Regions from separate parts of the Homo sapiens genome. Here regions 1, 2, 4 and 5 are each linked to region 3. A link is an interaction called in ENCODE POLR2A ChIA-PET data of the cell type or tissue named here. Cell type or tissue: HepG2. All regions are shown on one strand.

Region 1 (4,000 bases), 50 kb after region 3:
TCGCGCCACTGCACTCCAGCCTGGGCAACAGAGCAAGACTCTGTCTCAAAAAAAAAAAAAAAAAAAAGAGTGAATCCCTGAGCAGGGCTTTAAATTCTTTTTTTTTTTTTTTTTTTTGAGACAGAGTTTCGCTCTTATTGCCCAGGCTGGAGTGAAATGGGGTGATCACGGCTCACTGTAACCTCCACCTCCCAGGTTCAAGTGATTCTCCTGCCTCAGCCTCCCCAGTAGCTGGGATTACAGGCGCCCTCCACCACACCCGGCTAATTTTTTGTATTGTTAGTAGAGATAGGGTTTTGCCATATTGGCCAGGCTGGTCTTGAACTCCTGACCTCAGGTGATCTGCCCGCCTTGGCCTCCCAGGCTTAGAGAGGGGTAATGACTTGCCCCGGGTCACACAGCACCAAAACCCTGTGGGTAGCTAAGGCAGCAAGAATCCTATATGCATTCAACCAGACCAAGCCCTAGACTGTGAAAATCAGCTGCACCCTCATGCCCCCTGAGAATAACAAGCTGCTTTCCCTTGAGGACAGCCAAACAGACCTGCCCTGATGCTCCTGGGCCCTCGGCCAGCCCAGGCCTCCACCTGGGCCTCTGGGCTGCCAACAGAGGGCCAGCAGGCCTCACTTTGTCTGCACAGCATTAGTGGCAGGGTATGCCCAGGGATCCAGGCTGGGCAGGAACTGCCAGGACTGGCAGCATGGGTGGAAGACAATGCCCTCTAAAATACCTCAGCCAGGTCTGAAGGGGCTGAGGTATGCAGACAGCTGGGCACTGCCACTTGAGATGAAAACTCACACTCATTCTAGAAGCCTACCCACTGTTGCTTTAAGGACAAGAGTAAATTGCTTTTCAGGCACTGAGGAAAATCCTTCATCAAACAGCCACCACTGTGATCTTGGGCTGCACCTCCTTGACACAAACTATTGACCTGCTTCCCATGCCACAGCCTCTTCCCGTCTAAGGAAGTACCAGTGTTGGCCCCCTTCACGAGGGGAGCCTGAATGGGATCCCCATTCCTCTCCTCACCATCTCCTCCTACCCATGGACCTGGGGTCTCCCCTGAGCCATGCTGGAGGCCCCAGAAACCAGCCAAACACTAAACAGGCCTGGATCCAGGGAAATACTAAGCCCTTTGGGACAGGAAGGAGCAGAGAGAGGGCCAGGCCCCAGAAACTCCCTTGTGGTCTGGCAACCCGAACCCAGGACTCACACTGCTCCCTAGAGCACCCAAGAGAGGTGGGAACCGAGGAGGCCGGGGTTCTCTCCTCTCCCTTTACTTTCCCACACAGCCTCATTCCCTTTGGTTGCTGCCATCTTTTCTTGTGTAGCCTAGGGACTCCACACAGGCCCACAGAAACTTTCACTTCCCCCTGAAACTCAGGTTCCAATTCACTGCCTGCATCAAATCGCTGGTGCTTTGTGTTTAACTGAACTTGGGTAGGAACAAAGGTTGGGGAAACCTGACTTACAGGGCAGGGGAGATTCCATATTCTACTAATGTCCCTTGCAAACAAAAAGGAAGCCTGCAAAGAAGACAGGAAGGAGGGGGCGTGGGGGAGGCAGGCAGCAGGGGGTGGAGAGGTGGGGGTGGCAGGGCGGGGCAATCTCCTGACGTGTGCCTCTCCTCATCTTCCCCTCTTCACTGTCAGCCCTAGTCCCTCTAAGTTCCCTTTAGCCACACAAATATCTTGTTGATTTTTCCACACCAAAGTAGTTCCCTGTAGACCAATTAGCTATTAACATTTGTTGCCAATTTTCTCCCTCCAAAGGCTGCTGACCTGCTGAGGCTGGGGGGCTGCTGCCTGCCCGCAGGGCTAGGACTGCTCAGTCAAGAGAGAAAAGACAGAGCAGGTCCTTGGGTCATGCCGCAACACCTCAGGGTCCCCTCTCTGCCCCTGGGCCCCGCAATGCCACCTCCCAGGAGGACGGGCCCCTTCACCTAGAAACCAATAGCATCAGAAAGAAGAAGCTGGGTTGTTTTCAACATCTGATACCAGAACTATGTGTGTTGTGTTAATTATCACCAACATGCAAATAAAATTTAGCCAGGTGGGAGGATCACTTGAAGCCAGGAGTTCAAGACCAGCCTGGGAAACACAGCAAAACTCCCATCTCTTTAAAAAAAAAAAAAAAAATTGGCCAGGTGCAGTGGCTCACCTCTGTAATCCCAGCACTTTGGGAGGCCGAGGCGGGCAGATCACGAGGTCATGAGATCGAGACCATCCTGGCTAATACAGTGAAACCCCGTCTCTACTAAAAATACAAGAAAATTAGCCAGGCGTGGTGGCGGGTGCCTGTAGTCCCAGCTACTCGGGAGGCTGAGGCAGGAGAATGGCATGAACCCAGGAGGCAGAGCTTGCAGTGAGCCGAGATGGCGCCACTGCACTCCAGCCTGGGCAACAGAGCGAGACTCCGTCTTAAAAAAAATATATATATATATATTTTTTTTTAACTTAGCTGGGCACAAAGTAGTGTACACCTGTAGTTGCTGCAGCTACTCAGGAAGCTGAGGTGGAAGGACCACTTGAGCCCAAGAGTTCAAGGCTGCAGTGAACTATGACAGCACCACTGTATTCCAGCCTGGGTGACACAGCGAGGCCCCATTTAGCATGATTGGTAAAATTTTTAAAAATTACATTTTTTCCTCTAGATTTACCTTGGCCCTTGTTCACCTTATTGTACATGGTAGTATCCACTGCATTAATAGTTGGTAAAACAGCAAACATATTTGAATTGAGGGAAAGTCCTCTTCACTCCAGGAAGATGACCTGCTCTAAGAATCTGCAGGGATAAGGCACCCTTCAGCATAGCTCCTCCTGCCTCCACCCAAGACAACTCTGTTCCCTCCCTCCCACCCATTTCTGCAGCAGGAAACCACCAGGGCTCAGCTAGAAAGCTAGGATTGCCCAAAGCCCAGCCTGTGCCCTGGAACCCTACAAGGTCCACAACGGCAACATGGAAGCCTGACAATATGTTGTAACTACAACAATGATTTATAAATAGCAACAAGAAGTACGCTAAAATGGCTGGTTAGGGACATAGGCAGGGGTCCCTGATGAGCATGGCATAACTGGAGGAAAAAGCCTGATTTCCCCCAGATAGCAGGCAAAGTTCAGACCCCCCTTCTTGCGACATGTCACTTGGAGATGTCTACCCTAATAGCTGAATGAGGACTTATCATTAACAAGCACTCTGAGCAGAGAGGAAGGAAAACTCGGTCTCAGAAAGCAGGGCCAGGCCCTTTAGTTGGTAAGGACTCAGGTGTGTGGGACGGAAGCTGGGACACAGGAACTGAAAGCACAGAAGGGGAAGGAGGAGAAGCCCATCCCGGGCTGCATGTGGAAACAGAAGAGATGCAAAAGCACCCAGCTGGCAGAGAGCCCCAGCTGTGTCCACCACATAGAGAGCCTCTGGGGCTCGGCGGCCCCACCGCCTCAGGGCAAGGCTCCCAACCTCAGGAAGCTCACCAGGATTCCGGGTGTGCGGTCAGCATAAGCACACAGCTCCTCCAAAGCGAGGCCACATCACCTTCTCCTAAACTCTTCCTCCTCCTGACTGCCCCATTTCAGTAAAGGAACCAGCTCTCATCACCAGGCACTGAAACTCCAAGCCCCAGCCCATCAGTGTCTGCTCTGAAGACAGCTACTTTTGCAAGCTCTCTAGACTCCGTCCCCTCTTTTCCACTTCTACTGCCAAGTGCCGGCCTGCATACCTCAATTGGACTCTATCTAGTTCTCCATCTCCTCCCTCCCTCCTCTCCCTGTCCCCTTATGACCCAGCCATACCCTGCTGCCAGTTTGCCCTCGGTCTGCTCAGAAACTAGTCAGACTAAAGCCCCCTGCTTCACCACCTGTCAGTTCAAGTCCTTATCCAGCACCTGTCTGGACAGATTTTTTGCAGTGTGTATTTTCTCTCCTTCTGGAGAGTTTTGCTTTTGGATGCAGGGTTGCGAGGGAACTGCCCAACATGCCACCAGCCCTTCCCTGGCCAAGGAAGG
Region 2 (4,000 bases), 340 kb after region 3:
CCTGATGAGGGGTCTGACCACGTGTGCCATGTGGTGGCCACCGAGGAGGGGAGCTTTCCCACCAATCTGCTGCCAGGTCCTCCCCTCCATCACAGGGGCTCCTGGAAGTGGGGGTGACCGCTGATTCAGTGGGAGCATGGCTGCTTGGGCTGTGGGGACAGGGGTCACCCTGAAGGACACATGGCCACCTCTTGCCAAGTTCACCTGTGACCTCTAGTCTCCTCCCACCAGCCCTGCTCAAAGCCCAGTGGACCCCGCAAACACCAAGATGCCACCCCTTTGAGGCTCTTGGGCCCCCTAGGCACACTGTGCAGGGCTCCCTCTGGCCAGCATTTCCTCTACTCCCCTCATACCCCAGGTCAGACCTAATTCATCCCAGCCTGGTCTAGCAAGGCCTGCCACATGTGGTATCCATTTTGCAGGAGAAAAGCCATCCCTTGTTACAGGGAGTGCCAGTGTGTATGACACTGTGGGGACTGCTTGGAGGAGGCAGAGCAAGGCCAGGACCACCCCCCACTCCATCTCCAGCCACTTCTGGGTCAACAGGGAACAACCTCCGATGGTTCTGTGAGGTGCAAGGACGCTGGTCATTTTGCCATGGACTAGGGAACAATGGAATGCAGGCTGGGCCAGGCTCTCTGGGCTCCCTGAACTTTGCACCTCACAAGGTCATCTTTTCACCTGGGAAGGCAGCACTCTTTTTCTCCCAACAGTCTTTTCTGTGTGTCAGACTGGGCCTCTTGGGCCTCCTGGGTCCCCCTGCCATTCCCATTGCGAAGGGGTCTCTAATTAGGAGATGAGAAGCCGGGAGCCGGTTGTGTAAAGCGGCTCCTGCTGCACACACTCCTCTGCGTCCCTTGCATGGCGACAAAAACACTTCAGCCCTGGCCCCTGGGCGGGGAACGGCTGTGGAAAGCTCCAGAAGATTCACACAAGGAGCTGGACAGACAACTCAAGCCAGCAAGAAGAGAAGCTTCTGCTGAGAGGGAAGCAGGAAGCTCTGTGGAAGAATTCCTCCTGCCTGTTCAATGTCCTGTCTCCCTCCCCTCAGCTGGGGGCCCAATCGATACGGCTACGGACTTATGAAAGATCAAAACCCATCTGCATTCTGGGTAGGTGGATCGGGGCCTCTTCTAGCAAACAGACTTAGGTTGGTGCACATTTGCCACAGCAATTTATTTTTATCCTGAACAAATGAACGCAATCCATTAAAAGGGTGAGAGGAAGAGTGGGGCCGCCTAGAAGCTCTAGCTTGTGAGCTGGGGCCAGAGGCAAACAGGGATCTGGTCTGGCCACTTCACTCTAATTCGCCATCCATTAGCACCAGCACAATGGGCTTCTGGGGGCCCGGCCAATGCCTCCAGGCAGGTGAGGGGGCACCGCACAAAGACTCACAGAGTGAGGAGGGGGTCCCGATGCCAAATGGACTCGAGATTCGGCAGCTGCAGGGGATGACAGAGCCTGATGTGGGAGCTGGGCTTGGGAGGGGCGCCAGTGGTGCAGACGGCCGGTGGCCTTGGACACCTTGGTGATTTGGCCCCAGCCAAGGGCCCTGTCCACAGGGCAGAATGCACGAGGCCAGCAAAGTGGAATTTCCCAATTACGGCATGAAAGAGAGTTTCTTCTCAGGCCCTTCCCCCAGGCCCCACAATTAAAAACAAGTCCAGTTTCTAGCGGCTGCCCGGCCCCCCACCCCCTCAGTGACCAATCAGCTCCCCACTCCACCTATTCCCCCTCTTCCCAACACAAGGGCTCTTATGCAAACCCAGGACACTGGGGAGGGGCAGTAGCAGAGGCACATATTAGGGACTGAGCATTTGCTCAGCTGGACAGGCTGCCACGCCTGTCTGTAGCAGAGGTGAGAGGAGGCCCAGAATGAACCGGAAGCCTTGCTGCTGGGCTTCTCTGGGTCAGGATCTCGTGAAAGAAGTCCCATGACTGCTTCCTCCTTTCCCTTGTGGGCCCCATCCTCTCCAAATGCCCGCCTCATCTTAGGAGTGCCCTGTTCTCCTGGGAGGTGGCTCGGACCTCATCTACCATTAACTGGGCCGGTTCGGATCAGGCCCTGGCATTCACCGCATACAGTGGCTCATTACAGATGCAAGCATTCTCCACCAGTCCTCTCTGCAAGGCGGCAGGGAGGAAGAGGAGGGGAAAAATGCACAGTCGCTGAAGCCAAAGCGCGGCTGGCCGGAGGGCCGTGTTGGCAGGCAGAGCGACTGTCTTCAGACTTGCTCGCTTCCCAGCACAGAAGCAGGCCTTGTAAAGATCACAGCTGTCGGGTCACGCTGGAGTTCATATCACAGTTTATCAAAGAGGCTGGGTTTTCTCCCTCCTCTCCTTTCTACTGAGGATAAGTGGATGGTTCACGGGGAGACAAGGCCTGGGCTTGTTCTGCCTGCATTAGCATGGAGGGTGGGAAGAGGCCGGGGGAAGGCAACGCACACCAACACCTACTCCGGGCAGAGTTGTTTTAGCGGAGCCGGGCCGGGCCGCTGGTGGGTGCCCTGGGCACTGGGGCAACAGGGCCGGTGCACTGGAGCCAGCTCTCGGCACGGAAGGTGCCATGATTTCATCCCCTCAGGGGTGTGGTTCCCCCTCCACAGACCACCCTGGGAAGCACAAGCCCTGTGGGGAGGCTGAACAACAGCCCCGCTTTATCAGACACAGCCAGCACTGGGGCTGAGACATGCGCCATTTATATAACCCCACCACACTATGACACGGCAGGCACTATCATCGCTGCGTCACAGACAAAGCAGAAAGGCCTTGGAAACAGGTCACACAGTTAAAAATGGGAGGAATTGGGGTTTGAGCCCCAAATGAGTGCCTCGGGAGGCTCATCTGCCTTAGTCCTGCAAAGTCCCGTGGAGGGAGTGGGGGTACAGCACCCCACCGCACATGTCGCCATCTTCGCTCTATCTGTGAGCTTGGCCTCAACTCCCTGCTGCTAAGGAAAGGGCCTGGAGCCAGAGTAGCTGGCTAAAAAATGAAGGTTTTAAAGCCACTGGCTTCACCTTGACATGCATCTCAACCGTTATGTCCACCAGAAAAGGAGGCTGTGTGGACACCGACAGGAAGTCCAACCCACTCAAGCCTGGCTGGAGCTTGGGTACCCCGTTCTCACCCCCACTGACTCCGACATGGAGGTGCGGCCTGGGAAAGCTGCCTGGGGAAGAGGAAACGCTCCCAGGGTCTTTAGGGAAATCATGCATCTTCCTCAATGCCAAGAACCCCCACCAGATGTGTGTCTTCAAGAACTCCCGATGCCTCTGTCTTTCTATAGCAGCCGCTCCAGGTCCCAGAGCTAAACACACTCCTGCCAAAAGAACAGCTTTTCACTTGCTGGCCAGAAGAATCTCTTTCCTTTCTTTCTCAGTGTGCAATCTTGGAGGCTGAGAAGAACAATTTAGAGTTTGCCTAACAGCTAAAGAGGGGGTTAAGAAATCATTGTGCTCCTCATCAGGCCTGTGGCTTCATGCCAGCATCTGCGGAACCATCGCGATGCCTCTCTTTATTTATTTATTTATTTTTATTTATTTTTTTGAGACGAAGTCTTGCTCTGTCGCGCAGGCTGGAGTGCAGTGGTGTGATCTTGGCTCACTGCAACCTCCGCCTCCTGGGTTCAAGCGATCCTCCTGCCTCAGTCTACCGAGTAGCTGGGATTATAGGCATGTGCCACCATGCCTGGCTAATTTTTATATTTTTAGTAGAAACGGGGTTTCGCTATGTTGGCCAGGCTGGTCTTGAACTCCTGACCTCGTGATCCGCACACCTCGGCCTCCCAAAGTGCTGGGATTACAGGCATGAGCCACTGCACCCAGCCAACGATGCCCCTCTTTAAAGTCATCGCAGGAGAAAAGGAAGTGCAATGGAGAAGCAGGAGGGCAGGTGGATACCCCCCTCCACCTCAACAAAGCTCTTTGGAACGGCCTCAGCCCCCCACAGGAGCATGGGGAGGATGGAGGAAGCCACATGTTTGCAGGGCCTTTTCCATGTC
Region 3 (4,000 bases):
CAATGAAGGACTAGACAGTTTTTTGTTCCTTTTAATTCAGAAAGGGAAGGAAATAAAAAAGTGTGTTTAAATTACTATTGCAGAAAATCTGGCTGGATGCTGGGACCTACCTCTTCCAGGATGGGGATTCATGATTTAATTTTTTTGAGACAGGGTCTTGCTCTGTCGCCCAGGCTGGAGTGCAGTGGCACAATCTCGGCTCACTGCAACCTTCGCCTCCTCGGTTCAAGGGATTCTCCTGCCTCAGCCTTCCAAGTAGCTGGGATTACAGGTGCGCACCACTGCGCCTGGCTAATTTTTGTATTTTTTTTTTTTTTTGGTAGAGACGAGGTTTCACCATATTGGCCAGGCTGGTCTCGAACTCCTGACCTTAAGTATTAAGTAATCCGCCCGCCTTGGCCTCCCAAAGTGCTGGGATGACAGGTGTGAGCCACCGTACCTGGCGGGATTCATGATTTAAAGCAAAAGAAAAAAAAGAAATAAATTATTCTGCTCAATACTGTTTGGCATAATTGCATTGCTTTTCATCAACACTCAAAACAGCCTCTTCAGGAAGCACTGAGATGGGAGTGGCAAGACTGGCTGAGGCCTAGCTCTCTAAAACGGTGGGGGAGGGGGGAGCGCCCTGAGAGAGGCATTCTACTAACCCCACCCCAATCACCCCTATTTTTACTCTTTCTACTTTCGGAATTGGAAAGAACGACACTCGAGCTAGGTTCCAATATATTAACTTTCAGGGGCCCACTGCCCATCCCAACCCTCCCCTAACAAAGTCCCCTGCCGGTCCCTGTTCCCTCAGCCAGCTGCAGGAACCTACCAACGGCCAGGAAGCTGCCTGGTGGTGTCAACTAAGAAAAGGGGGAGCATCTGCGCCGTCACTGTTGGGGAGGGGGCTCTATTAGTGGTTTGAGAGCTTCACAGAAGCCTTCCCCCTCCTAAACCTCCCCAGCTTCGAAGGGGGAGAATTCCACCAGCAGCCCCGTCAGGGACCTAAGCTGGGTTCAGCCATGCAAGCAGCTTCCAGGTGGAACCCCGGCCGCGAGCTTCCCAGCCCTTCTAGAGCGGGAGATGGAGAGCAGGGTGGAGGCAGGCGGCTTGCGGCGCGCAAGTCTCCTCTTCCCCGGCCGGCTCCCGGCTGCGAGCTCTGCCAGCTCAGAATTTGCAAAGAATCTGCGGTTTGGCCACCCACGGCAGCTTCAGCTTAACCAAAGAATGAGCCCCAGGCAAAGTTACCCCCAGGCAAGAGGCGATGGGTGGAGGAGGAGGTACATGCAGCGGGCAGCCGGGCCCATAGCCAGCCTCCTTCCGCCGTGCAGCCCCCTCCCCAGGGGCCAGAGCCGGCCGAAGACTGGGGGTAGGGACGGAGTCGGGGGACGGGATTTTTTTCCAGAGCAACAGGTAGGCTGGTGAGGAGGCCTCCGGCCCAGGGAGAGGCGCTGAGAAGGCTGCGGGTGAACGGGAGGGTCGAGGGCACACGTGAGTGACAGCACCTTGCACTGAAGGGGACAGGGCTTCCTCGAGCTCTGCCCTGTCCCCTCCACCTGTCCGGAGTTCGGCCCGGGAGCACCCCACCCCGCAGAGGGCGCCACTCCCGGCTTCCTGGAGACGCAGGAAGCCCTGGGGGCGCAGCCATCCCACAGCGCGGCCGAGGTGGGACTGGGGGTCCCGCAGCGACCGCTTTTCTTTGGTGGGTCTGCACGCACCTATCCGGGCAGGCGGGGAAAGGGGCCGGGCGGCCACCTATCTCCTGAGGCCCGCAAAGACCGCCCGCTCTCCTCCAGGTCTGGCCAGCTACTAAGACGATCCTCCGCCCGAGGCTGACGGAAGTGCTTCGCCGAGGCCCGCGCCATGCTCTCCTCCTCAGAAAGCGTGAAAGAAAACCCTAACCCAAAGCATGAGGGAGTGGGGATTGAGCGGCCGCTGGCCCGCCCCCGAAGGCCATTGATTGGAGGAGACTGGACACAGCGCCGGAAGTTTTCCTTGAGTCACATGATTGGCTGGGAGAAACAGAAGCTCCGCCCGACCGCAGCGCAGATTGGTGCCAGGCCCGGCCGGTCCCCCAGTCTCGTGATTGGCGGGGCACAGCAGACGCCCCTGGGCTGCAGCATGATTGGTCGCGGGTTGCTGGTCCTGGGTCCCGGGCCGGAGCCCCGGTGCCCGATAGATGGGCCGGAAGGGTCGCGGCGAGGCCCGGCTCAGTTGCCCCGGTAGACTTCGATCTTGCTGGCCTTGGCCAGCATGTCGATGATGTGGGCCTCGAAGTCCGCGTCGTGCACGCCAGTCTTCCGGAACTCGCCCGCGTACCGGTTGTTCTCCCAGTAGTGGTGCCAGTTGCCCCGGCTGTCGGCCCCGAACCCGTACACGTTCACCTGCGGGGAAGCGCAGCGGAGCGTCACCCCAGGCGGGGACCTGGAGGATGGCGCGGGGCGGGCTCGGGATGACAGGGAGGAGAGGGGACGGGAGGCCCCGGGGAGATGCAGGAGCCCCCAGGCCTGGCCTAAGGACATGGACTCACATGGGGACACCACCTTCCCTTTGCAGCCCTTGCAAATTCCTCCTTTTTTTTTTTTTTTTTTTTAATGGAGTACTTTGATCAGCACCACTCAGTGAAGCACTTGCCGGGCCTCAGCCCTGCTCTTCATTGCAAGGCAGCCCTGGCCACTGGTGGAACGGGTTCTCTGAACGACTGAGTTCCATTTTTACACGAAGTAGGCCTGGGGCTCAGAGCTGGTGGGGGCAGTCGTCCAGCTGAAATTCAACTACATACACTCTCCATTCTATTTATGTTTTTTTTTCTTTTCTTTTTCAAGACAGCGTCTCATTCTGTCGCCCAGGCTGGAGTGCAATGCCGCTATCTCGGCTCACTGCAACCTACGCCTCCTGGGTTCAAGCGATTTTCCTGACTCAGCCTCCCGAGTAGCTAAGATTACAGGCGTGCCCCAACACGCCTGGCTAATTTTTTGTACTTTTAGTAGAGATGGGGCTTCACCATGTTGGCCAGGCTGGTCTTGAACTCCTGACCTCAAGTAATCCGCCCGCCTCAGCTTCCCAAAGTGCTGGGATTACAGGCGTCAGCCACCGCGCACGGCCAATAACTTTTTAATGAAGAGATTTTGGATTTGGTAGAATCATGAAAGCAGAAACGTTTGGGAAAGGCATATCTATACTTTACAGCCTAGAGATGGGGGAAACCAAGGCCACATGGATTCTGCCTACAGAAGCACATTCCTCTGTTAGCCTGCTAAGACCCGAGAAGGCCTGCACTCCTCTGTTCCATGGGTTCCCACCACCCACACCACGGGCCTACCCACCTCATCACACACATGCAGGGCAAAGAAAAGCACCAGCATCCCCGTGGAAGGGTACCGCCCGTGATGCTCTGTCCACCTGTCGTGGATATACTTGAAGAAGGCTGGGTTGTAGATCTGGACCTGGGAGGAGAAGGGATGACAGGTATATGAGGGGTTTAGGGGCAGAGATTCAGGCTAGACTGAGCAGCTTCTACTTGTCTATGCCTGTCAGAGACCTGTGCGTCTGTGTCTCCTGAATCGTGTGGCACCTGCTAGGGTCAGGCATCTCGGCAGATGGGGACCCTGAGGTTCTGCAGGGGAAATGGAACACCTGAGCTACAGGACCAGGCACACAGGCTGGGCCAGCACTGTTTCCACTGAGGTGGGGAAGAAGTGGGGAGCTTACCTTTTCTTTATCCACTCGAAGGAAGGACTTCACTGGGGCGTAGGTGCTGTAAGCAAAAAGAAAGAAAGATAACATTTCAGGCTGGGCACGGTGGCTCACACCTGTAATCCCAGCACTTTGGGAGGCTGAGGCAGGTGGATCACCTGAGGCCAGGAGTTCGAGGCCAGCCGGATCACCTGAGGCCAGGAGTTTGAGGCCAGCCTGACCAACATAGTGAAACCCCATCTCTACTAAAAAAACAAAAATTAGCTGGGTGTGGTGGAGCACAGCTGTTATCCCAGCTACTTGGGAGGCTGAGGTTTCA
Region 4 (4,000 bases), 58 kb after region 3:
GGCAAATCTGTGCCACCTCTCTGAGCCCTCGTTCCCTCTAAATCCTGAGTCCCACGACTAAACTTGAGATCACCGCCCACATACTCTGTGCCTTCCTCCACAGAGAGATCAGGGCAGCCAGCAGGCATCCCTCCCTGAAAGGGCAACCCCTCCAAAGTTAGCAGCAGAAGCAAGATGAAGCTTAGGGGTGTGGTCTCCCAGACTCCTCTTATGCCACCATCTCTCTAAAAACCAGCGATACCTTCCACCTGAGAAGGGCTTCAGAGCCCACCAGGCAAGGAAGGGGTGGCCAACCAGCTTCCAAACATCCGTCCCAAAGACGAGGCGGGAGTGTGTTACTGGCCAGAGGTCCCAGAGTGCCCTGTACTCCCCCGGAGGCTTTGACTGAAAAGAGGCCCCAGGTCCCTGCCTGCCCCCAGCACCTCTCTAGCCCCTTTCTCCAACACCACCTTTGACTCAATCCTCCGCTCCTTTACGCAGCTGTAAAGCAAGAGGGAAGATGGGAGACGGGAGATGGATGCAGTTGGCAAAAGATAAATCGAAAGGCTAACTTGAGCAAGCAAGCAATTGGTGCTGACTCCTCTACAGGCAGAGGGAACCCGGAGTGGGTTATGCGAAGGAGGGAAGGCCAACAGGAGCGGCAGGAAGCTAAGGGGAGACTCAAGTGAGCTCAGCCCAGAGCTGTAGCAGGGGGTGGGAAGTTTGGTCCAGTCACAGGGGAATGACTGGGGGTAAGAAATGACTTCCATTCCAAGGCAGAGAAGGAACAGGAGAGAGGAGAGACGAGGTTCAGACCAGCCTCCACGGGACTGGCGCTTTGGCCAAGTTTCTGGCTTCAGCCGTGCCTCAGTTTCCCCAAAGTAGGAAGGTCGAGCCGTGAGAACTGGGCCACTGAGGATGGTTAGGGGGCAGTGCCAGGTAGGGGAAAGATCACAGGGGAGAGAGGAAAGAGGAGCTGATGGGGCAGACAGGCTCTGGCCAAGAGTGGGGCCGGGGTCTCCCAGGTGGAGCAGAGGCCGGGAGACCCAGGGTTAGCGGTACGAACTAGGGAGTGGACTGGAAGTCGGGACCAGGGCAGAGAGCTCTTCCGAGGGCTGGGGCTGGGGCTGGGGTTGGGGTTGGGGGCTGCCGGCAAAGGAGCGGAGCGGGAGCCCTGGGAGGCTGGGAGCGGCTGGACGTGCAAAGCAGAAGGCGGGGATCCGGAATGAGGCCAACGCGCGCGGACCCCCGCCCACACGAGGGAGCCCGGCGCCCCGACCCGGGGGAAGTTGCCGGGCTGGAACGGGCCGGTCTGGGCCGCTGGGCCGCGCCAGCTGCCCGCGCAGGGGAGGTCTGGGCAGCCGGGGGCCCGGGGCGCTCTGCATCCCGCCCGCCCTCATCCCACCCGCGCACCTCAGTCAGCGCCCGGCGCCGCGCGGGCCATGCTCGCCGCTCCGGCCGCCGCCGCCGCCCGCGCAGAAAGCCGTCGCCGCCGCCGCCGCCGCCGCCGCCGTCGTCCGGACCCGTTAGCTCGCAGCTCTCTCGTCCGCCCGCCGTGGGCTAGTCCCGCCCTTGCCTGGCCCAACCCTCCCCGAGCGCCGCCGCCGCCGCCGCCTCAGCCCGGCCCCTCCCCCCACCCCTGCCCGGCTTGAAGGGAAGGGTGGGGGACAGGGGCGACTGCCCCCACCCCATTCACATCCTCCCCGTCTCTCCCTCCCTCCGCCCCCCGCACGCGCGCCGGCATGCTGGGATATGGAGTCCAGCGGGCGCTGGGTCGCTAGGGGCGCCCCGCATCCAGGACTACATCTCCCAGAAGACAGCGCGCGCATCCCAGGGATTGTGGGCTTTGTAGTTTCGCTAGGGCTCAGGGGGTCCGCCGTGCAGGAGGGGAGACGGAGGGGGATGGGAAGTCTTCATTCTCAGAAGGCCGGGCTCCAGCGGCTGGAGCAGACGGCCCCGAGCCGGGTTGGATACGTGGGTTCCTAGGGAGGTGCACACTAGCCGAGGACGCCTCTCAGATGCTGCTGTGGCCAGCTGCTGACGAGCCCGGCCGGAGGGCACTGTTCCCACTCGCGCTCTCAAAGAGCCGCGACCTGAGGCCAGCTTGGCTTCACGCCCGGGCTCTGAAAGCCCGAGCTGCGGTGGGGCCGCTGCGCCCTGGCCTGAGGGGAGAGAGACCCCATCAGCGGTGCGAGCGGGGGTTTGGCCTCGCTGGACTTTGTGTTCCCCACCTAGGAAAAGAGGAAAAGGGGGCAGAGTGTCTATTGGTTCCTCATCCACCGGGGCATCTCCCCCTTGCAGGCTCTCTCTTAGATGCCCGTAGCTTCCTGCTGTTGAGGGTAAAGTGAATGCATTTTAAATATTTGCCATGTCTTTTATTAGCCCATCCTTTCCCTAACTTCCGCACCTATTTCAAAACCTTTATGAAACTCCAGGTAGACTGCAGTTTCGCCCTCCAACAGGCTGAAGTGAGGCTGAAGTGGTTCTGAATTTTTGGTGTGTATGGGATCCTCTTGGCCAGCTTGTTTAAACGCAGATTGCTGCCCCCACCCTCAGCTTCTGGTTCTTTTAGCTCTAGGGCAGGCCCCAGAATTGGCATTGCTACCCCGTCTCCAGGTGTTGCTCATGCTGCCGGTTACTACCTTGATAACCTGATAACCTCTGCTGTTGGTGTTTGCTGCTAACACACCGGTATCCTCTTTCAAGGATGGCCCTTGTGTGGGATAATTAATAATGGCCCTGAAGAGCCAAACCCGGAAAGGCAGGGTCCCAGTCTAGTCCCCTTTAGCACAGGAACGCTCTTTGTTTTTGCTCAAGGTCTCACTGTCGCCCAGGCTGGAGTGCAGTGATGTCATCACGACCCCAGCACTTTGGGAGGCTGAGGCAGGTGGATCACATGAGGCCAGGAGTTAAGACCAGCCTGACCAACATGGCAAAACCCTGTCTCTACCAAAAATGCAAAAATTAGCTGGGTGTGGTAGTGCGTGCCTGTAATCCCAGCTACTTGGGAGGCTGAGGCACGAGAATTGCTTGAATCTGGGAGTTGGAGGTTACAGTGAGCTGAGATCATGCCATTGCACTCCAGCCTGGGCAACAGAGTGAGACTCTGTCTTAAACAAAAAAGGGCCAGGCGTGGTGGCTCACACCTGTAATCCCAGCACTTTGGGAGGCTGAGGCAGGTGGATCATGAGGTCAGGAGTTCAAGACCAGCCTGGCCAAGATGGTGAAACTCCGTCTCTACTAAAAATATAAAAATTAGCCGGGCATGGTGGCAGGCGCCTGTAATCCCAGCTACTCAGGAGGCTGAGGCAGGAGAATCACTTGAATCCGGGGGGATGGAGGTTTCAGTGAGCCAACGTCGCGCCACTGCACTCCAGCCTGGCCGGCAGAGCAAGACTCCGTCTCAAAAACAAACAAACAAACAAACAAACAAACAAAACACCGGCAGACTCTCAACACAAGTGATTTTACCCACCCTCCTCCCTCCACATTAAAAGGCTTCTACAGAGGCGGGTCACAGTGGCTCACGCCTGTAATCGCAGCACTTTAGGAGGCCTAGGCATGTAGATTGTCTGAGCTTAGGAGTTTGAGACCAGCCTAGGCAACGTGGAAAAACCCTGTCTCTCTTTATAAAAAAGAAAAGAAGGCTGGGCGCCATGGCTCATGCCTGTAATCCCAGCACTTTGGGAGGCCGAGGCGGGTGGATCACAAGGTCTGGAGTTCAGGGGTGGCCTGAACTCTTCCAGCCTGGCCAAGATGGTGAAACTCCGTCTCTACTGAAAATACAAAAAATTAGCGGGGCGTGGTGGCAGGCGCCTGTAATCCTAGCTACTGGGGAGGCTGAGGCAGAGAATTGCTTGAACCCAGGAGGTGGAGGTTGCAGTGAGCAGAGATTGCACCACTGCACTCCAGCCTGGACAACAGAGCAAGAATCCGTCTCAAAAAAAAAAAGAGACTTAAACAGTAATATAGTTTCTAACAGCTCAAGGTCACATCCTGGGATGACCCAAACCCACCTTAA
Region 5 (4,000 bases), 300 kb after region 3:
AACGGCGCGCTCACCTGACCCTGCGTGCTCTTAGAAGGACACGAGGGCATGAGTGGGAAGAAGCCCTAAGGAGAATCTCTGTGCTGGGGGGTCACATGAACAGCCCACAGCAAAAAGGGAATCCCCGGGGAACACTCCTGTCACTACTTACCCACTCCTGCTTGCATGCCTCTTGTGACGAGGGGCTCACTCTCTCCACAACCAGCCCACTCCACTAAGGAGCAGAACTCAAGGTTCTGGGCTTGGCGTCCCGTCCTTTCCCTGGCCCATCCCCTACTCTTCCTTTCCAGCCTCCAGGCCCACCCTGGGGCAACCCCAACCTCCAGCCACGCGCCTCCCCACCTCGGGTGTTGGTAGCCATGTCAGCCACTTTCTGGAAGGCATCCAGGAAGGCCACAGCAGCCAGCACGGTGGTCCTGGGGAGAGGGACAACGGCATGGATGGTCGGTGGTTGGGCGGGGGGGGGGCCTCTGCCTGCCCCTCCCCTGCTGGGGTGCCCTGGGCCACCTCACCTCAGCTGGGAATGCAGCTTCGTGGCCTTGGAGTTGAAGTCCTCCCAGATAGGGTAGGAGCTCTGCCGGGCAAATGGGAGAGAAAGTGAGCTTCTTGTGGGGTGGTTGCAGGGCTTGACCTGGGCCGGGCTCCCTGCATGCTCCATCCAGACTTGGGGCAGTTTCTAAGACAGCAGCCCTGCCCCATGGAGAGGGAGGCTCTGGGTCCTCTCGGAGGGCAGAGGACCAAGGACAGAGCCATCAGCATGAGGAAAGCCTGTCCCTGGGAACGGGCGCCTTTGCCAAGCCCTCCCTCCCTGACATCAGGACATCCACCCTACAGGCTACAGGGGGCTCACATCCTCCCTCAGGGGAAATGGAGCAGGAAGTGGCAGGTCCTGTCCCCTCGGGGTTTCCCAGGGGCCTGGCAGGGGATCTGGGCTGAGCCCAATGAGAGGCATCGTGTCTCCCGGACATGTGCCTAGGACACTGGCACTGACCTGCCCACCAGGGGCAGAGGCACAGTGTGGAGGGTAGGGGGTGGCAGGGCTGAAGGCACACCAGGTGTAGACTGGGGCCTCCGGGGCCCCTGCCCTGTGTCCTGGAAGCTGCCATCCCAGGCCAGCAGCAGTGGCTCCCAGGGCCGAGGAGGCTGTGGCTGCTGCAGGGCCCAGCTAGCCTGCCTGGGACAACCAGGCCCTGGGCTGAATGGGGCCTTGTGCGGCCAACAGAGCCACCTTTCTCCACCCCCTGCTCCCCTCCCCTCCTGGGGAAACAGTGTGGCCTTTATCCCAGCCTGGCCCAAGGCTCCAAGTTGGGAGGGGGTTTCCCAATAGGGAGGTCGGGCTCCTGGCCACCGAGTTGTCCAATCTGATTTTGGGGCTTTTCTGGTTAACGCATGCCCCGGGGTCCTGGAGAAACCTCAGCCCTGGCCCAAGGGCCCTGTGGAGGTTTTGCCCCTTGACGGGCAGCCCTGGGCCAGCCAAGCCCCAGCCCACAGGGGCTTCTGACCCTCCCTTCCATGTAGGATGGGGCGATGGAGGCTGGGGCTCTTCCTGAGGAAAGGGGAATGCGGAGACCCTGGCCCTCAGGGCCTCAGAGGGAGGCTCTGCCTGGCTGCAACCCAGGAGCAGGCTAGGGCTTGCCCTGCCAGACTAGGAGAGCTTGCAGGGGTGGGAAGGAGACAGGGCGGCTTAGGGGGCCTCAGAATCTCCCTCCCCTCCCAGCCCAACCAAACCAGTGTCCAGAGAAAGCAAATATTTGCAAAGTCCACAGAGGCTGAAGCAAGAGTGGGTAAGCTGTGGGTGGGCTGTTCCCAAATGGGCACAGCTCAGGGTGAAGGGGCCTGGGAAGCTGTTCCTAGCCGTCCCAAGGAGTGGACTCATGCCACCTATGCCTGGAGTACCCCTTGGGGGTCTTCTAAAAGGGGGCGCTCTCCCACCGCCTGGACCCCCACCCCCACTCAGCCTTGAAACCTTGCTAAGATCTCCCTTTAGGGAGCAGAGAAGTTGCTAGGGGTGGAGGGGGGTCCAGAGCCAGCTGCCCTGGCACCCAGGAACCTTCTTAGCCCCTGAGCAGCCCTGGGGCAGTCTCAGAGATTAAAGGCTCTCCCCATGGGGAGGGGACAAGATGGGGCGCAGGGGAGGCCAGGCCATTTCCCCTCAGCAGATGGACCTAGATGCCTCAGTCTCTAAGGACCTGGACCCGCCCCCCTCCCCACGGTAACCACATAAAGGACCCCAGAGACAAAGAGCTTATGTCTTATTTGTTTATATCCGCCTCTTCATGGATAGGTCAATTTCACTGATTAAAAATAAGAGATAGGGCTCCAGCAGCCAGTGCCCCAGGAACAGCATCCTCAGCCTTCACCTGGGACAGGCCCAGGTAAACCTTCCCCACAGCCCCATTTCACCAACAAGGAAACAGAAGCCCGTAGAGGTTAGCTCATTTGCCCACGGCCACAGGGTGGCGGGGTCAGGACCTGATCCCATGTCTGCCTGGTCACTGCACGCCAGGTAGAGGGACTCCCTTACAAAGCAGGGAGACAAGCACTGAACGTCAAGGCTGGGGAGGCGGCAGGGACTGCTGGGATGTGAGAGACACCCAGTTCTGCCCCAAGCACAGTGGCTGCTCTGGAGTGGGGAGGTGAGGGGCTTCTCATTAGAGGCGCCCAAGTGGACAGGGATGAGGGGACTCTGTCTCTGTCCCGGCAGTGGCTGTGGTTCAGATGTGGAGTGTGGGTGAGCAATCCAGCCTCCAATCCCAGGGAGTGGGCTTTCCAGGTGCCCCTGGGCAAGGGCCCCCTGTCTGAGCCTCAGTTTCTTCACCTGTAAAATCAGGAGAGGAGGAGCACCTGCCCCACTGGGTCAGTGTGGAAATTGAAGCAGGTGCTGCTCAGCCAGCACTCCTCGCAGCGCCCAGCACGCAGTAAGTGCTCAGTTAACACCAGCTAACAGTACGCAAGCCCTGCCCTCTGCAGGGGCCCCTAGCAGAGGCCTGGCCAGGCCTATGTGTCCAGGTGACATTCCCCACTCTTGAGGGGTGGGTGAAGAGTATGACCCCATTTTCTGGCTGGGCCAGCACTGGGTGGAGGCCCCATTCACCTTGCTGAAGGTGCCGTGCCCAGAACTATGACCTTTGGCAAGTCTCTGCCCCTCTCTGGGTTTCAATGGGCAGCCTGACACCAGTGGGCATCTGACCTTGGCCCCCGCTCAGCCCAAGGTCAGGGCCTCCCAGAGGCCCAGGGGAGGGCTTCTGTGGGGCCTGTGGACTCACTGTGGGGTGGCCTCACGGGGCAAGCTCAGTCTCCTCAACCTGGCTGCTGATGGCCGCCCTTCCTCTACGGAGGCCCTGCTGCTCAGGCCACCGAGGGGAAAATCCAGAAGCTGCCCCCGCAAATCCAGGTGGTCAGCTTCCAGGTGGCCTCATCCCCTTCTCTGCCCCTGGTCATGGCCCCTGAACACATGCCTGTGTCATAGGTAGGGGCGAATCTGTCCTTGGCATCATCCCAGGTGAAGCCTCTCCTGTTTTGCCTCCACATGTCAGCAAATCATGCCCGATGTCTGGCTTGAACCTCTTGCTATGATCTGGGCCCACTTCCTTCTGTCTCATCCCAAAGTTCCTTGCAAATTGGCTGGAGAGGGAGAGAGACTGTCCTAGTCCACTTCCACGAGCAAAATCTGCTGCTCTCTGCAGTGGTTGCTATGAGGCTGCCAGTGGTGGTGGGTGGTGGGGTGCGGGAAGGCCCATCCGGAGCCAGCTCTGGGATCGGCCAGGGGAGGGTGGTCTGTGTTGCCCAGTCCCTTAACAGGATCCTGGGGCCAGGGCTGTGATGTCCACAGGACAGGTGGGGACTGCTGGGGGCCAGCGGAGGGGCCCAGATGTACAGTTGCAAGAGATGGGGGTCCCAGGGGGAGTGCACCATGAGGGGCAGGGGGTGGGGGGCATCTACAAGCCGCTAACTGGGTAGTCCCAGGCCAGGCTGGCTTCAGGCCTCTTCCGGGGGCAGA

Evidence for each region. Peaks named below come from ENCODE experiments on the same cell type or tissue, not always from the same donor. Only the 100,000 strongest peaks of a DNase experiment are listed, where the experiment ranks them.
Region 1: POLR2A ChIA-PET joins it to region 3 with 29 read pairs; 29 of 35 experiments call an interaction of 5 or more read pairs at or near these places.
Region 2: POLR2A ChIA-PET joins it to region 3 with 10 read pairs; 5 of 35 experiments call an interaction of 5 or more read pairs at or near these places.
Region 4: POLR2A ChIA-PET joins it to region 3 with 61 read pairs; 29 of 35 experiments call an interaction of 5 or more read pairs at or near these places.
Region 5: POLR2A ChIA-PET joins it to region 3 with 13 read pairs; 3 of 35 experiments call an interaction of 5 or more read pairs at or near these places.

What each region holds. Positions count from the first base shown.
Region 1 is chr16:70,429,542-70,433,541 of GRCh38, forward strand. The region is part of intron 1 of ST3GAL2 (ST3 beta-galactoside alpha-2,3-sialyltransferase 2); the gene reads right to left. Among named protein-coding and RNA genes, the nearest start is that of ST3GAL2, 7.6 kb to the right of the region's middle. RefSeq lists enhancers at 1,093-1,784, 1,146-1,255, 3,989-4,000. In HepG2, no CTCF peak of the experiment used is centred here; a DNase peak (open chromatin) is centred at 1,564.
Region 2 is chr16:70,723,812-70,727,811 of GRCh38, forward strand. The region is part of intron 14 of VAC14 (VAC14 component of PIKFYVE complex); the gene reads right to left. Among named protein-coding and RNA genes, the nearest start is that of VAC14-AS1, 29 kb to the right of the region's middle. RefSeq lists an enhancer at 2,555-2,849. In HepG2, no CTCF peak of the experiment used is centred here; DNase peaks (open chromatin) are centred at 650, 1,070 and 1,720; H3K4me3 peaks cover 1,785 bases.
Region 3 is chr16:70,379,494-70,383,493 of GRCh38, forward strand. ST3GAL2 (ST3 beta-galactoside alpha-2,3-sialyltransferase 2) reads right to left here. Exons shown (of 7, transcript NM_006927.4): 5 at 3,697-3,742; 6 at 3,312-3,431; 7 at 1-2,369. The coding sequence ends at 2,196. Among named protein-coding and RNA genes, the nearest start is that of DDX19A, 35 kb to the left of the region's middle. RefSeq lists enhancers at 1,769-1,938, 1,969-2,028. In HepG2, a CTCF peak has its summit at 1,578 (motif pointing right); DNase peaks (open chromatin) are centred at 1,078 and 2,038; H3K4me3 peaks cover 2,188 bases.
Region 4 is chr16:70,437,557-70,441,556 of GRCh38, forward strand. ST3GAL2 (ST3 beta-galactoside alpha-2,3-sialyltransferase 2) reads right to left here and starts at 1,544. Exons shown (of 7, transcript NM_006927.4): 1 at 1,393-1,544. RefSeq lists silencers at 1,216-1,415, 1,516-1,695. In HepG2, a CTCF peak has its summit at 1,308; DNase peaks (open chromatin) are centred at 1,735 and 2,755; H3K4me3 peaks cover 2,962 bases.
Region 5 is chr16:70,680,452-70,684,451 of GRCh38, forward strand. MTSS2 (MTSS I-BAR domain containing 2) reads right to left here. Exons shown (of 15, transcript NM_138383.3): 2 at 513-574; 3 at 343-416. Among named protein-coding and RNA genes, the nearest start is that of MTSS2, 3.6 kb to the right of the region's middle. In HepG2, a CTCF peak has its summit at 2,460 (motif pointing right); DNase peaks (open chromatin) are centred at 1,250, 1,730, 2,243 and 2,480; H3K4me3 peaks cover 3,251 bases.